Regions from separate parts of the Mus musculus genome. Here region 1 is linked to region 2. Evidence: chromatin contacts called from ENCODE POLR2A ChIA-PET data. All regions are on one chromosome and are shown on one strand. The core of a region is the stretch at or near the end of the contact, and the rest is flanking DNA. Distances in the headings are between cores, read along the strand shown.

The links. ChIA-PET counts read pairs that join two places held with the same protein, here RNA polymerase II (POLR2A).
Region 1: POLR2A ChIA-PET joins it to region 2 with 10 read pairs in Patski. The contact joins two enhancer-like sites. POLR2A ChIA-PET finds 5 or more read pairs at or near these places in 3 of 5 experiments (Patski and embryonic stem cell).

What each region holds. Positions count from the first base shown.
Region 1 is chr11:103,091,383-103,097,904 of GRCm38, forward strand. All of the region lies in intron 1 of Plcd3 (phospholipase C, delta 3), which reads right to left. Among named protein-coding and RNA genes, the nearest start is that of Plcd3, 7.0 kb to the right of the region's middle. Within about 2 kb of position 2,118, at least 2 of the 3 ENCODE cell types and tissues checked have a DNase peak (open chromatin) inside an H3K27ac peak, as active enhancers do.
Region 2 is chr11:103,047,282-103,054,371 of GRCm38, forward strand. It overlaps Nmt1 (N-myristoyltransferase 1), which reads left to right. Exons shown (of 12, transcript NM_008707.4): 4 at 4,925-5,043. It overlaps Gm42090 (a long non-coding RNA gene), which reads left to right and starts at 398. Exons shown (of 2, transcript XR_003949775.1): 1 at 398-1,317; 2 at 1,709-2,414. Within about 2 kb of position 4,245, at least 2 of the 3 ENCODE cell types and tissues checked have a DNase peak (open chromatin) inside an H3K27ac peak, as active enhancers do.

The DNA of each region.
Region 1 (6,522 bases), core at 868-3,367, 42 kb after region 2:
TGCAGGAGTAGGAACAGGGACTACAGCCCTAGTGGCCACCAAGCAATTCGAGCAGCTCCAGGCAGCCATACATACAGACCTTGGGGCCTTAGAAAAATCAGTCAGTGCCCTAGAAAAGTCTCTGACCTCGTTGTCTGAGGTGGTCCTACAGAACCGGAGAAGATTAGATCTACTGTTCCTAAAAGAAGGAGGATTATGTGCTGCCCTAAAAGAAGAATGCTGTTTCTACGCGGACCACACTGGCGTAGTGAGAGATAGCATGGCAAAGCTAAGAGAAAGGTTAAACCAGAGACAAAAATTGTTCGAATCAGGACAAGGGTGGTTTGAGGGACTGTTTAACAGGTCCCCATGGTTCACGACCTTGGTATCCACCATTATGGGCCCCTTGATAATACTCTTATTAATCCTACTCTTCGGACCCTGTATTCTCAACCGCTTGGTCCAGTTTGTAAAAGACAGAATTTCGGTGGTGCAGGCCCTGGTTCTGACCCAACAGTATCACCAACTCAAATCAATAGGTCCAGAAGAAGTAGAATCACGTAAATAAAAGATTTTATTCAGTTTCCAGAAAGAGGGGGGAATGAAAGACCCCACCATAAGGCTTAGCAAGCTAGCTGCAGTAACGCCATTTCGCAAGGCATGAAAAAGTACCAGAGCTGGGTTCTCAAAAGTTACAAGGAAGTTCAGTTATAGATTAACAGTTAAAGATCAAGGCTGAATAGCACTGGGACAGGGGCCGAACAGGATATCGGTGGTCAAGCACCTGGGCCCCGGCTCAGGGCCAAGAACAGATGGTTCTCAGATAAAGCGGAACCAGCAACAGACACAGAAGCCCCGATAGACGTCAGTGTTCGCAGAACTAGCTTCACTGATTTAAAAAAATAGAGGTGCACAATGCTCTGGTCACTCCTTAAACCTGTGTGTCTGCCAATGTTCTGACCAGATATGTGCCCATTGCTGAACCTTCATTAGACTCTTTCCTTGTACCCCTCCCCTACCCATTTCTTGAAAATAGACATTGTTTAGATCTAAAAAGTCCCACCTCAGTTTCCCCAAATGACCGGGAAGTACCCCAAACCTTATTCGAACTAACCAACCAGCTCGCTTCTCGCTTCTGTAACCACGCTTTTTGCTCCCCAGCCCTAGCCCTATAAAAAGGGTAAAAACTCCACACTCGGCGCGCCAGTCCTCCGATAGACTGAGTCGCCCGGGTACCCGTGTTCCCAATAAAGCCTCTTGCTGTTTACATCCGAATCGTGGACTCGCTGATCCTTGGGAGGGTCTCCTCAGATTGATTGACTGCCCACCTGGGGGGTCTTTCAGAAACAAAAAGCCATCAAGGCCCGGGAGACGCTCAGCCATAAGAGAGTTTGTGGACGGCTGGGGAGATGGCTCAGTGGTTAAGAGCACTGGGTCTGTTTCTAAGGGCTCTTGGGTTGGAGTCTTAGTACCAATATGATAGCTCATAACCATCTGTTATTCCCGTTCCAGGGGATCCCATGCTCTCTGCCGGCCTCTGAGGGTACTGCATGAGCATGGTGCACATACATACATGCAGAGAAAGCATACATGTTAAATAAATGAGGGTTCAAGAGATGGTTCAGCAGTTCAGAGCACTGACTGCTCTTTCAGAGATCCTGAGTTCAAGTCCCAGCAACTACAGGGTGGCTCTCAGCCATCTGTAATGGGATTTGATGCCCTCTTCTGGTGTGTCTGTAGATAACTACAGTGTACTCATATATAAAAAATAAATAAATAGATCTTAAAAGAAAAAAAAGATGGCTGGGCAGTGATGGTGCATGCTTTTAATCCCAGCACTTGGGAGGCAGAGACAGGCAGATTTCTGAGTTCAAGGCCAGCCTGGTCTACAAAGTGAGTTCCAGGACAGCCAGGGCTACACAGAGAAACCTTGTCTCAAACAACAACAACAACACCAAAAAAAAAAAAAAAAAAAAAAAAAAAAAAAAGAGAGTTTGTGGCTCCAGCTTGATGACCTGAGCTCCAATTTCCAGAACCCACATCAAAGCCAGCTGTGGCTGCGCACACCTGTAATCTCAGGGCCACGGAGGTGGCCAGAGAAAGATTGCTGGGTTTGCTGGCCAGCAGCCAGGCTCCAGGCTCTGAGAGATAACCTGTCTTGGGGAGATAAGGCCAAGAGAGATTGAGCAGGACCCTTGCTTCTGGCATTTGAGCATGCATGCAGGTGTGCACGCGTGCACTCGAGAGCATGCACACACACACACACACACACACACACACACCACACACATACACAGGCACACACGCGTGCACCACCACCACCACCCACAACCACAAAACAACATGCTGTATCAAATCTCAGGAGACTTGAATAAACCCAGGCTTAGAATGAGGTCTTCTCTATCTTCCAGAGCCTGGCTCCAGCTAATATTTTCGGGAAGACTCTGAAGCTAAAGCAGATGGACCGGCTAAATGGTTTGCATTCTCCCACAGCCCTTCCCAGTCTTTCCTGAGTTCAGAGCTGATGCCTTGGGCTCTGGGTTCTCAGCCCTAGCTGTGTATCGGGTTCTCCCGGGGCCAGAGCAGGCATGAGCTGGCACTTGGGCATCTGTATTTTAAAATTGGACTTTGTGGCTTTTTGGGCAGAGGGCGTGGTCGAATCTGCAGAAGTGTTTATGCGTGTGCAAGGATGTATGCATATGCTAATTAGCCAGCCGCACTGATCTGACCTTGGCTCTGCCTCCTCAACACTGGGATGATAGGTATGTGCCACCACACCTGACGGTTGGTGTGGGTTGCAGAGACTGAGCCTCACGCTTACACAGTAAGCGCTTTCCTGACTAAACTGTCTCCTCAGCCCCCAAATTTACCCTGAGTTTAAGGGTGATCATGACTAAAAATCAGTGTCTCCGGGCAGGAGTAGCCTGCCCTCCCTTAGGTATCTGTGGATTCCCTGGGGTAGAGGGCTGTGGCCGTCAGTTTCGGTTCCCCTTCGTACGCCCCCACCCCCATCAGGATAGTGGCTGACATACTGTTTCCATATAGCTAGGCCAAGGGATCACCCGAGTCACCCTTCCTCCTCCCTCTTTCTATGGTATTTATTCAGGCAATCTGAATTATCTGATCCAGAGAAACAACAGGGACAGGGGCAGGGCATGCAGGGGGCACTGATGGCGCCACCAGGCCTGGGACCAAAGCTAGCTGGGCTCACCCTTCCTTCACCCCAGCAGCCTGGAAAGGCTCCTCAGCTGAGGTCACCTCCCCTAACTGGGCCAGTCCTCTGATGCCAAGCCCAGGGGGGGGTGGGGAGGGGGCTGGGGTGTGACTAAGCCCGGAAATGGAGGTGAGTCACAGCGGGCCTGCTTTGTCCCCAGCCTTCGGCAAACAGGCCACTGAGATTGAGCCTGGCAGTCGTAAAGCCTGATGATGGCTTCCACTGAAGCAACTTTCCACAGTTGACAGGGCCTCCTACTCCTGTCCTGGGCTCAATCACTAGAGTCTGTTGGGATGGAAAAGCGACCCACCCAAGTGTCACCGGTCTCTGACCACTCTTACTTACACCGTAACCACACACCCATAGAAAAGCCAACCAGAGCCAGGGGTGGTGGCTCACACCAGAAATCTCAGCGGTTGAGAGGGTTAAGGCAGGAGGATTACCAAGTTCGAGGCCAGCCTAAACTGTAGACTGTGACCTTAACTCACCCCAAAGGACCCTCTCCCAACCAAGAGGGGGGGAAAAAAAAGAAAAAGTCAAACGGAGTCCATAGTGAGAGTGTATAACCAAGCTGCACCAGGGGCTGGGGCTCAGGTGGGCACTCTTAAGCCATGAGCAGGGTCATCAAAAGCAAGGGGCAAGGCCAGCAGGAGGCCCAGACGTAGGGCAGTAATGTGGGTGCTGGCTCTCCACCTGACCACCAGAAAACAGATGTTGGGTTCAGCCAGGCCCAACCCCACAGGTGTCTCATAAATTACAAGCCCAGAACAGGCTCACACCCCTCCTGCATCCTACTGTGACTGTGGGTTTTCTACCCGACCCTGGGCTGGGCCCACAACCACTCTCAACTGTGCGGGAGGGGCACCGCTCATTAAATAACAATAGGGAGGAATTGGAAGGTGGAGAGCCAGAGGTGGTAACTACCCAAGCCCAACAGAGGAGATGACCTGAGAATTGAAGCATGGCAGAGACAAAGGGAAGCGGTAGCGGTAGCGCCAGGGCGGTGCCTGCCTGGAATGCCAGCTTTCAAGAGGTTGACAGGGGAGATTATGGGGAGTTAAAGGGCCAACCTGGGCTAAATATCAAAACTATCTTCTAGTGATAATGATGATGAAAGCGAAATCTGTGCCACCTGGCACACGGGCCGTGAAACCTGGTGGTCAGTGACAGAAACTGGGTCCCCAAGTAATACAGATCTTGTGACTGAACGGATTCAAGACACACAGAACTGGCAGTTTCACAGAACTAGCACTCCTGGCTAGGCTGTATACTAAGCCTCAAAGACAGAAAGCAGATCACTGGCAGGGGAAACTAATGGTTATAACATACCTGGGAGGGTGGGGGTGGGTTAACTACGGAAAGCCTTGGCACTAGGTAATGATGACAGCTGCATATCAAGTGAGCAGAAATGCCAGGAGCCAACCACTTAGACGCTGGCCTCAACCCCACTCTGCAGCCAAGGATGGCCTTACACTCCTGAGCCTCCGGCCCCCACCTCCCATGTCCTGGCATTACTGATACTACCAGTCAGGGGTTTCGTTTTTGATTTGCTTTTATCTTGCTGTTCAGAGAAGTTTCTTTGCCGCGTAGCCCAGGTTGGCCCTGAACTCTATGTATAGCCCAGGCTGGCCCTGAACTCTTGCCTTTGCCCTTGCATGTTGAGATTATAGGTGTTTGCCTCTCTCCCCGCTTCCTACCCCTTCCTTCCCTCTTCATGCCCAGGTCTTCAGGCATAAAAATTGTATGCCACTGAGTTATATTTCCAGGCCTAGAACAATCAATTTTATCACACACATACACTCCCACTCACATGTTTTTGAAACAAGACGTCTAGACACAGACTAACCCTAAACTCACAATTCTCCTGCCTCAGCTCCCCAGTGTTGTGATTATAGAAATGAGCTACCTGACTGAGTCCCCAATTATTAAAACTTTAATAATATACCAAAAATTACTGTAGCCTTTTCCACCACCAAACAGAAACTCACATACAAACTTACAGCAATCCTCCAGTGTCAGTCTCTTAAGTGCTGCGGCTGCAGGTGTGTGCACTCCTGGCTAGGCTCTATGCTAAGTAGCTGAATTATACAGAACATGAATTATCTCAATAAACCTGCTGAGGTGGAGGCACAGGGCAGCTACCCAGGTGGTGAAGTGGGACTGAACTGGGAGCTAAGGGTGTGGGGGTTGTCTAAGCCGGAATAGATGCCGTGGGAGAACCAGTAAAAATGCACAGTGCTCAGTTAGGAAGGAAGGGCTCCCAGATCCTAGCACTGCTGAAAACAGTGTGGATATCCAAGGCAGAGGCTGCGTAGTGAGCAGAGGCCAGTGTAGACTGGCAGAGACGGGCTGTAAGGTTCTGAGCATTTAACAGAGGGGTATGTGCAGAGTAGGTGTGAATATAATGGGGGCGATGTATACTTCTGTGTTTGTCTAGACCTGTGGGTTGGGCGGGAGGAAGGCGGGTCAGCATGGGGAGGTAGTGTGTGTGTGTGTGTGTGTGTGTGTGTGTATACCATCACACGCACTGCACTATCAGTCAGGAAAAGCACACGGGGCTCTGTCAGGAATGTGAGACATGCAGGAACAGGGCAGTCAACTGCTCCTGCCAAAGTGTGTGTGAGGGGGGTGGGAGCCAGCAGCATTTCCTCGTGGCTGAGTTTATGAAGTGCTGGAAAAGACACACAATAGCCATGTTTGCCATGACCTTCCTGCCCCAATCCCTAAGCCAGCCACATTGTCCCAGGTACCAAGGATGCCCAGCTCCTTGTCCCAGCTGACCACTACACAGAAGCCAGAGAGAGCGAGGGAGGGAGTGCTCAGTACTTTCCATAACATTCCTGGGAAGATGAAAAAAAAGCAGGAAGGGAAGGCGGGGCTTGCCCCCAGAGGCCTGTAGCCTGGGGAGTTGAGGGTGTGGTATCTTCTGGGCTTGTCTGGGTCAGAACAGGCATGAACGGGGTCAAGGGATGGTGAGGTGGGGAGGCTCCAGGCGGCCCTGCCCTCCCTACCGCCCAGTCAAGGCACCTGCTAGGTCTAAGGTCTCGGAAAGCTCCCCTCAGGCCGTCTCCACCCCAGGCCAGCTCGACTCACCCAGAAGGGGACATCCTGGACAGGCCATTGGGAAAGGCTCCTCATCCAGGCACGCTTTGGAGGAGTAAGCAAACACAGACCACGGAAACCAGATTGTGTCTACTCAGCACTCTGCCCGCCCGCCCGCCGAGAGGATTAGGGGTCTGGGTGGAGCCTAAACTCGCAGGCTTGGACAGGCAGGGCAGAATGTGATGTTGGGACTCCTTTACGTGAGAGTTTAAAATAAGCAGCAAACA
Region 2 (7,090 bases), core at 2,995-5,494:
ACAGCAACAGCCTAGACACAGTAATTGAATGAATGAATGAATGAATGAGTAAATAAATAGATAAATATTTGTCGGAAGACAGCAACAGTGTAGTCATACAATAAACAAACAAACAAGCTAAACTAAACTAAAAACTGCTATGATAAACTTGTAAAGGGATTGGATGGACAAAAATCCCCAAAGTATTCCAGAATAGACAGCACGTACTGGAGTTGGAGCTGACCTGAGTGGCTGACCTCAGAGCCTCTGGTGGGCAAAGGTGCTGTGAGCGATTCAGGGGCCTGATTCTTTCTTCATATGTGTGTAGCTGAGGGAGTAGATCTGTGTTTTCTTCTAATACATACATATATACACACATACACACATATATTAATATATATTAATTTATTGTTTATTTTTAAATACCTGTATACGTGTGGATATATGCCTTTATTGAGTGCAGACCCAGAACAACAGACAGTTGTGGGCCCCCCGATACAGGGTCTGGGAACTGATTTGGGGTCTTCAGTATGTGCTCCTCACTGCTAAGCCATGGCATCAGCTTAGTGTATTTCCAAAACAAAACACAACACATGCTCTAACAAGAAAGGTAAGCTGCGGTCAGAAAACACATGCTCTAACACCAAAGGTAAGCTAGGTCAGAAAACACACGCTCTAACACCAAAGGTAAGCTAGGTCAGAAAACACACGCTCTAACACCAAAGGTAAGCTAGGTCAGAAAACACACGCTCTAACACCAAAGGTAAGCTAGGTCAGAAAACACACGCTCTAACACCAAAGGTAAGCTAGGTCAGAAAACACACTCTCTAACACCAAAGGTAAGCTAGGTCAGAAAACACATGCTCTAACAAACACCAAAGGTAAGCTAGGTCAGAAAACACACGCTCTAACACCAAAGGTAAGCTAGGTCAGAAAACACACGCTCTAACACCAAAGGTAAGCTAGGTCAGAAAACACACGCTCTAACACCAAAGGTAAGCTGCGGTCAGAAAACACATGCTCTAACACCAAAGGTAAGCTAGGTCAGAAAACACATGCTCTAACACCAAAGGTAAGCTAGGTCAGAAAACACATGCTCTAACACCAAAGGTAAGCTAGGTCAGAAAACACATGCTCTAACACCAAAGGTAAGCTAGGTCAGAAAACACACGCTCTAACACCAAAGGTAAGCTAGGTCAGAAAACACACGCTCTAACACCAAAGGTAAGCTAGGTCAGAAAACACACGCTCTAACACCAAAGGTAAGCTAGGTCAGAAAACACACGCTCTAACACCAAAGGTAAGCTAGGTCAGAAAACACACGCTCTAACACCAAAGGTAAGCTGCGGTCAGAAAACACACGCTCTAACACCAAAGGTAAGCTGCGGTCAGAAAACACACGCTCTAACACCAAAGGTAAGCTGCGGTCAGAAAACACATGCTCTAACACCAAAGGTAAGCTGCGGTCAGAAAACACACGCTCTAACAAGAAAGGTAAGCTGCGGTCAGAAAACACACGCTCTAACACCAAAGGTAAGCTGCGGTCAGAAAACACACGCTCTAACACCAAAGGTAAGCTAGGTCAGAAAACACACGCTCTAACACCAAAGGTAAGCTGCGGTCAGAAAACACACGCTCTAACACCAAAGGTAAGCTAGGTCAGAAAACACACGCTCTAACACCAAAGGTAAGCTAGGTCAGAAAACACATGCTCTAACAAACACCAAAGGTAAGCTAGGTCAGAAAACACACGCTCTAACACCAAAGGTAAGCTAGGTCAGAAAACACACGCTCTAACACCAAAGGTAAGCTAGGTCAGAAAACACATGCTCTAACACCAAAGGTAAGCTAGGTCAGAAAACACACGCTCTAACACCAAAGGTAAGCTAGGTCAGAAAACACATGCTCTAACACCAAAGGTAAGCTAGGTCAGAAAACACACGCTCTAACAAACACCAAAGGTAAGCTAGGTCAGAAAACACACGCTCTAACACCAAAGGTAAGCTAGGTCAGAAAACACATGCTCTAACACCAAAGGTAAGCTAGGTCAGAAAACACATGCTCTAACACCAAAGGTAAGCTAGGTCAGAAAACACACGCTCTAACACCAAAGGTAAGCTAGGTCAGAAAACACATGCTCTAACAAACACCAAAGGTAAGCTAGGTCAGAAAACACACGCTCTAACACCAAAGGTAAGCTAGGTCAGAAAACACACGCTCTAACACCAAAGGTAAGCTAGGTCAGAAAACACATGCTCTAACACCAAAGGTAAGCTAGGTCAGAAAACACACGCTCTAACACCAAAGGTAAGCTAGGTCAGGAAACACACGCTCTAACACCAAAGGTAAGCTAGGTCAGAAAACACACGCTCTAACACCAAAGGTAAGCTAGGTCAGAAAACACACGCTCTAACACCAAAGGTAAGCTAGGTCAGGTGGTTAGTGTTACTGTTCTCCTCAAGAAATAGTGCAACATTTGCAGTACTTTGTGGGTTAGGAGGGCAGAGCCAAGTCAAATACCAGGAAGTAAAAAGACAGCTGTGTCCAACAGCATTTGTCTATGGAGGTGAGAAGCGAACATAACAGGCGTTTCCTGACTTAAGTGGTCTGTGTCATTATGGGTAACCACTTATAAAGTGAAAATAGCCAGGTGTGGTGGCACGTGCCTTTGATCCCAGCATTCAGGCAGCAGAGGCATCTCTGAGTTTTGAGGCCAGCCTGGTCTGTAGAGTGAGTTCTAGGACATCCAGGGCTATTTATTACACAGTGAAACCCTGTCTCCAAAAACCAAATTAAGAGAAAGAAACTAAATCCAGGTGGGCCTGGCATATGCCTTTGTTAAACAAAATTTGTTGGGTGATCATGTGAGGCCAAGAGAAAAGACTCAGTGGTTAAGAACACTTGTTCTGGTGGAAGGACCGGGCGCAGTTCCCAGCACTAGGTGGTGGCTGGCAACCATCCATCCATAACTCCGGTCCCAGGGCTCTGACCCCTGCAGCTGACCTCCATGGGCACCAGACATGGGGCATATGCAGGCAAACACGTTTCTGTGACTGTGCCTGCTTGTGTTAGGTGTGTGTTTTCCCTCAGAGGCTAGCAGAGGGCACCGCACCGTGCACCACATCCCCTGGAGCCGGCCTTGCAGGTCAGTTATGAGCCAGCTGGCATGGGTGCTGGCAACTGAAGGGAACTGAAGAACAGCCCTGCTCTTAGCCACCGAGCTGTCTTCCAGTCACCATCCAAGTAGGGATCTAAGGCAGGTTCCTTGATGTTTCATCGCATGTTGGCACTCACAGTGAGTACAGCGTGCCCGTGTGAGGTCACGTGACACTGCCTGAACTACCTCAGATTCCGTACATATTTAATTTTCAGTTTGTGTTTGGTTTTACTATTGCTGAATTTTCCTGACACCCCCACACTTTGACTTACATACCCGAGGTTACAATTCAGTGTCAGAAGCTTCGGTCTGTGTGACTGTTATGTGACCTGAGCAAACCTTCAGCCTCTCTTCAGATCTATTCTGTCTAGCTGCCCTCTTTCCTTATCCTGTTGTGGAGAGGCTCTCTCTCCCCTCAGTCCCGTCCCACTAAGGCTCAGAACCTGCCTTCCACCTCACGAGTGCGAGGCTGTTCTACTGAGTGTGCCCCCTCCAACACAGAAGTTAAATGTCTGAGGACAATTGGAAGTTGCTTAAAAGTACTTGGAGGGCTACATACCTGTAATGCAGCATTGGGAAGCTGAGACAGGAGGAGTGCCATGAGCACAAGGCCAGCCTTAGCTACTTAGTATTCTCCTGTTTTTAAAAAAAAAAAAAAGATGGGCAGGGCTGGTGAGATGGCTCAGTGGGTAAAAGCACCGAATGCTCTTCCGAAGGTCCAGAGTTCAAATCCCAGCAACTACATGGTGGCTCACAACCATCCGTAACAAGATCTGACTCCCTCTTCTGGTGTGTCTGAAGACAGCTACAGTGTACTTACATATAATAATAAATAAATCTTTAAAAAAAAAAAAGATGGGCAAACCAAAATAAACAAAACCTATTAAGAGGGAGAGCTTGCGTGTCTGGCTTTCCTCTCCAGCCCCGTCTGGTTTCAGTTCCTGCCTTCATCTCGGCTTCCGAGCTCCCCACAGAGGAGGGTTGGGTGAGAGGGAGACTTCCCGGCTGCATCATGCAGGAGGGTGAGTCAACCCAAAGGCATCTGGAGGGCTCAGAGCTCTGATGCCCCGACCTGGCAGTTAGCTGGCCCACAGGCCTAGAGGCTGACGCTGGAAGGCTGAGAGACCCTGGCTGCTAGAGCAATCATCTGACTGAGGAGTGAGGCCAGTGCACTGTTGTTGGTCTTGACACAGAGGCAGGCTTATGCAACCTTACAGATCTCTAGTCAGGGAAGAGTGTCTGGGCTGGAACATGACGACACCCTACACCAACCAGGAGACCGGAAGCTAAATTAGCTGTGATGGGTGTTTGTCATTCAGGAGCCTGCCCGAGAGTTAAAGGATTTCCAAAGATGAGGCACCTTGGATCCTAGAGATTACTCTGAGGTTTTGCTGTGCGCTCGCCCTTACTAGGGACCAAAGACTGGAGAGAGATTGCAGTTACAGAGCGTAGAGTGTTCGTCAGCTGCAGGGCTCCTAGGGACCGGAGGAATTTACTCTGATATAATTGTTTCTTTCTGGGACAGGATCTGTGTTGCCCAGACTGGCCTTACACTCACTGTGCAGTGGAAGGTAACTTTGAAAGCTCTGGTCCCTCTGCCTCTCCTGAGTGTTGGAGTTAGAGGCTTGTACCACTCTGCTGGGTTATGTAGTACTAGGTATGACACACACAGGCAAAGCAGCCACTCTACCACCTGAACCTCCTCGATAGCCTTCCAGTGAGTGTGTTCAGTGAGCCCCTTCACGCACGCTGTGGGCAGACAATAGACTTGCTGTGCTCTTCTTCTAGGTGAAGTGGTAAACACCCATGGTCCAGTCGAACCTGACAAAGACAACATTCGCCAGGAGCCCTACACCCTGCCCCAGGGCTTCACCTGGGATGCCTTGGATCTGGGAGACCGTGGTGTGGTGAGTAGGCCTGGCTTGTGGGTGGGACAGGACTCTTAGGAGATGAGCCTCAGAGAGCTGAACAAACCCCATCCAGTACTTCCTGGGCATGCCCAGACTCTACAGTAAGAGCATGTCATAGGTGTAAGGGTGAAAGTTGACTTCTGAAGTTCCTATTGTGGAACCTTATTTTTTTTTCTTATTTTGTTTATTTATTTTGCTTGTCATTGGTTTTCTTTTATTTTGTTTTGTATTGGGGGCAAGTTGTCTCTCTCTTACGTAACTGGCTATCCTGGAACTCACTATGTAGACTAGGCTGGCCTCGAACACAGAGACCACCTGCCTCTCCCTCCTAAATGCTGGATTAGAGGCATTTGACACACTGCCTGGCTTCTTGTCCGTACCTTGCTTGACTTGTGACCTGGGCTGCTGAGGGTCCTGCCCTCCACGCCTTTCCTCAGTGGCGACCCAGCACCTTGTGCATTTTTAATAATGGTTCATGTCTTGAGAAAGCACTCTAAACAGTGAGCTTCAACCCCAGTAGCTGCCTCTTTATTGTTGTTATATTTACTAGTGATTTAAGGTGAGCTTGCATGTGGGTATGTGACTGTCCTATTCAGGACTTTTGTTACTGTAATAAAACACCGTGAACAAAAGCAACCTGGGGAGGAAAGGGTTTATTTCAGCTTACACGCCATGAGTAACAGGAAGTCAAGACAGAAACAGTCTACTCTTTTTTATTTATTTATCTTTATATATAATCTGTAAGTACACTGTAGCTGTCTTCAGACACCCCAGAAGAGGGCATCAGATCTCATTATGGATGGTTGTGAGCCATCATGTGGTTGCTGGGATTTGAACTCAGGACCTTCAGAAGAGTAGTCAGTGCTCTTAACCTCTGAGCCATCTCTCCAGCCCCTGAAACAGTCTACTCTTACGGAGGCATTTTCCCAAATAATATTTCCTCTCCCTAGATATGCTTGGTTGTGTTAATTTGGCAAGACTAACCAGCACAGGACATGTGGGGCCCAACGCTACATTTGGAGCTAATTATAGATGGTTGTGAACATGTGATCTGGGTGTCGGGAAGTGACCGGGGTCCTCTGGAAGTGCAGCAGATGTCTTAACCACAGAGCCGTCTCCCCAGTGTCTAATTCACATTCTTCATGTGTGTTTAGCAGGAACCGGGTGTGCCCAAGTGTGGGTGCGAATGCATCCATGTACTTAGTTCTGGTTTGGTTTGGTTTGGTTTGGTTTGGTTCTGAGAAAGGGTCTCACTGTGTGGCCCTAGCAGGCCTGCAACTTGCTCTGTAGAGCAAGGTGGCCTTGGGATCACAGAGAGCTTCTAAGTGCTGGAGTGACAGTCCCACGCCGCCATGCCCAGCACGTGTTCAGGGTTTGTTTCTTAGGCGGATGTGCTGGTATAGCAGGTGTGTGTCGCCAGCACCTGATTGCTGGGCTCGGGATTGAACCCAGAGCTCTGTGTGTACTGGACTATTCAACAAGGACTCTACCAACTGAGCCACGTACTCCCCCCGCGTACTCCCCCGGCCACTTTCTTATTTCCCCTTGAGTCAGAGTCTTATTATGTAACCCTGGCTGGCCTTGAACTTGAGTCAAACCTCCTGCCTCACTTTGCTGAGCACCGAGATTGCAGGATGACCACACTGGTTATCCTCCTGTTTTAACATCAGGGATTTAGAATTTTTTTCTCTGTAAGGAAACACACACACACACACACACACACACACACACACACACACACACCCTCCCAATTTATTAAGTGCCTTTTTCCTTCAACTAGATTGTAGAGATCCTCTCAAGGACCGTCAGCAGTTCTGCCATACCTGTCTTAGGAACAGAGGGGTTGGTTTGGTTTGGTTTGGTTTGATTTGGTTTTTGTTTTTTTCGAGACAGGGTTTCTCTGTGTAGCCCTGGCTGTCCTGGAACTCACTTTGTAGACCAGGCTGGCCTCGAACTCAGAAATCCACCTGCCTCTGCCTCCCAAGTGCTGTGATTAAAGATGTGCGCCACCACGCCCAGATGCTTCTTCTTCCTTTTTTTTTTT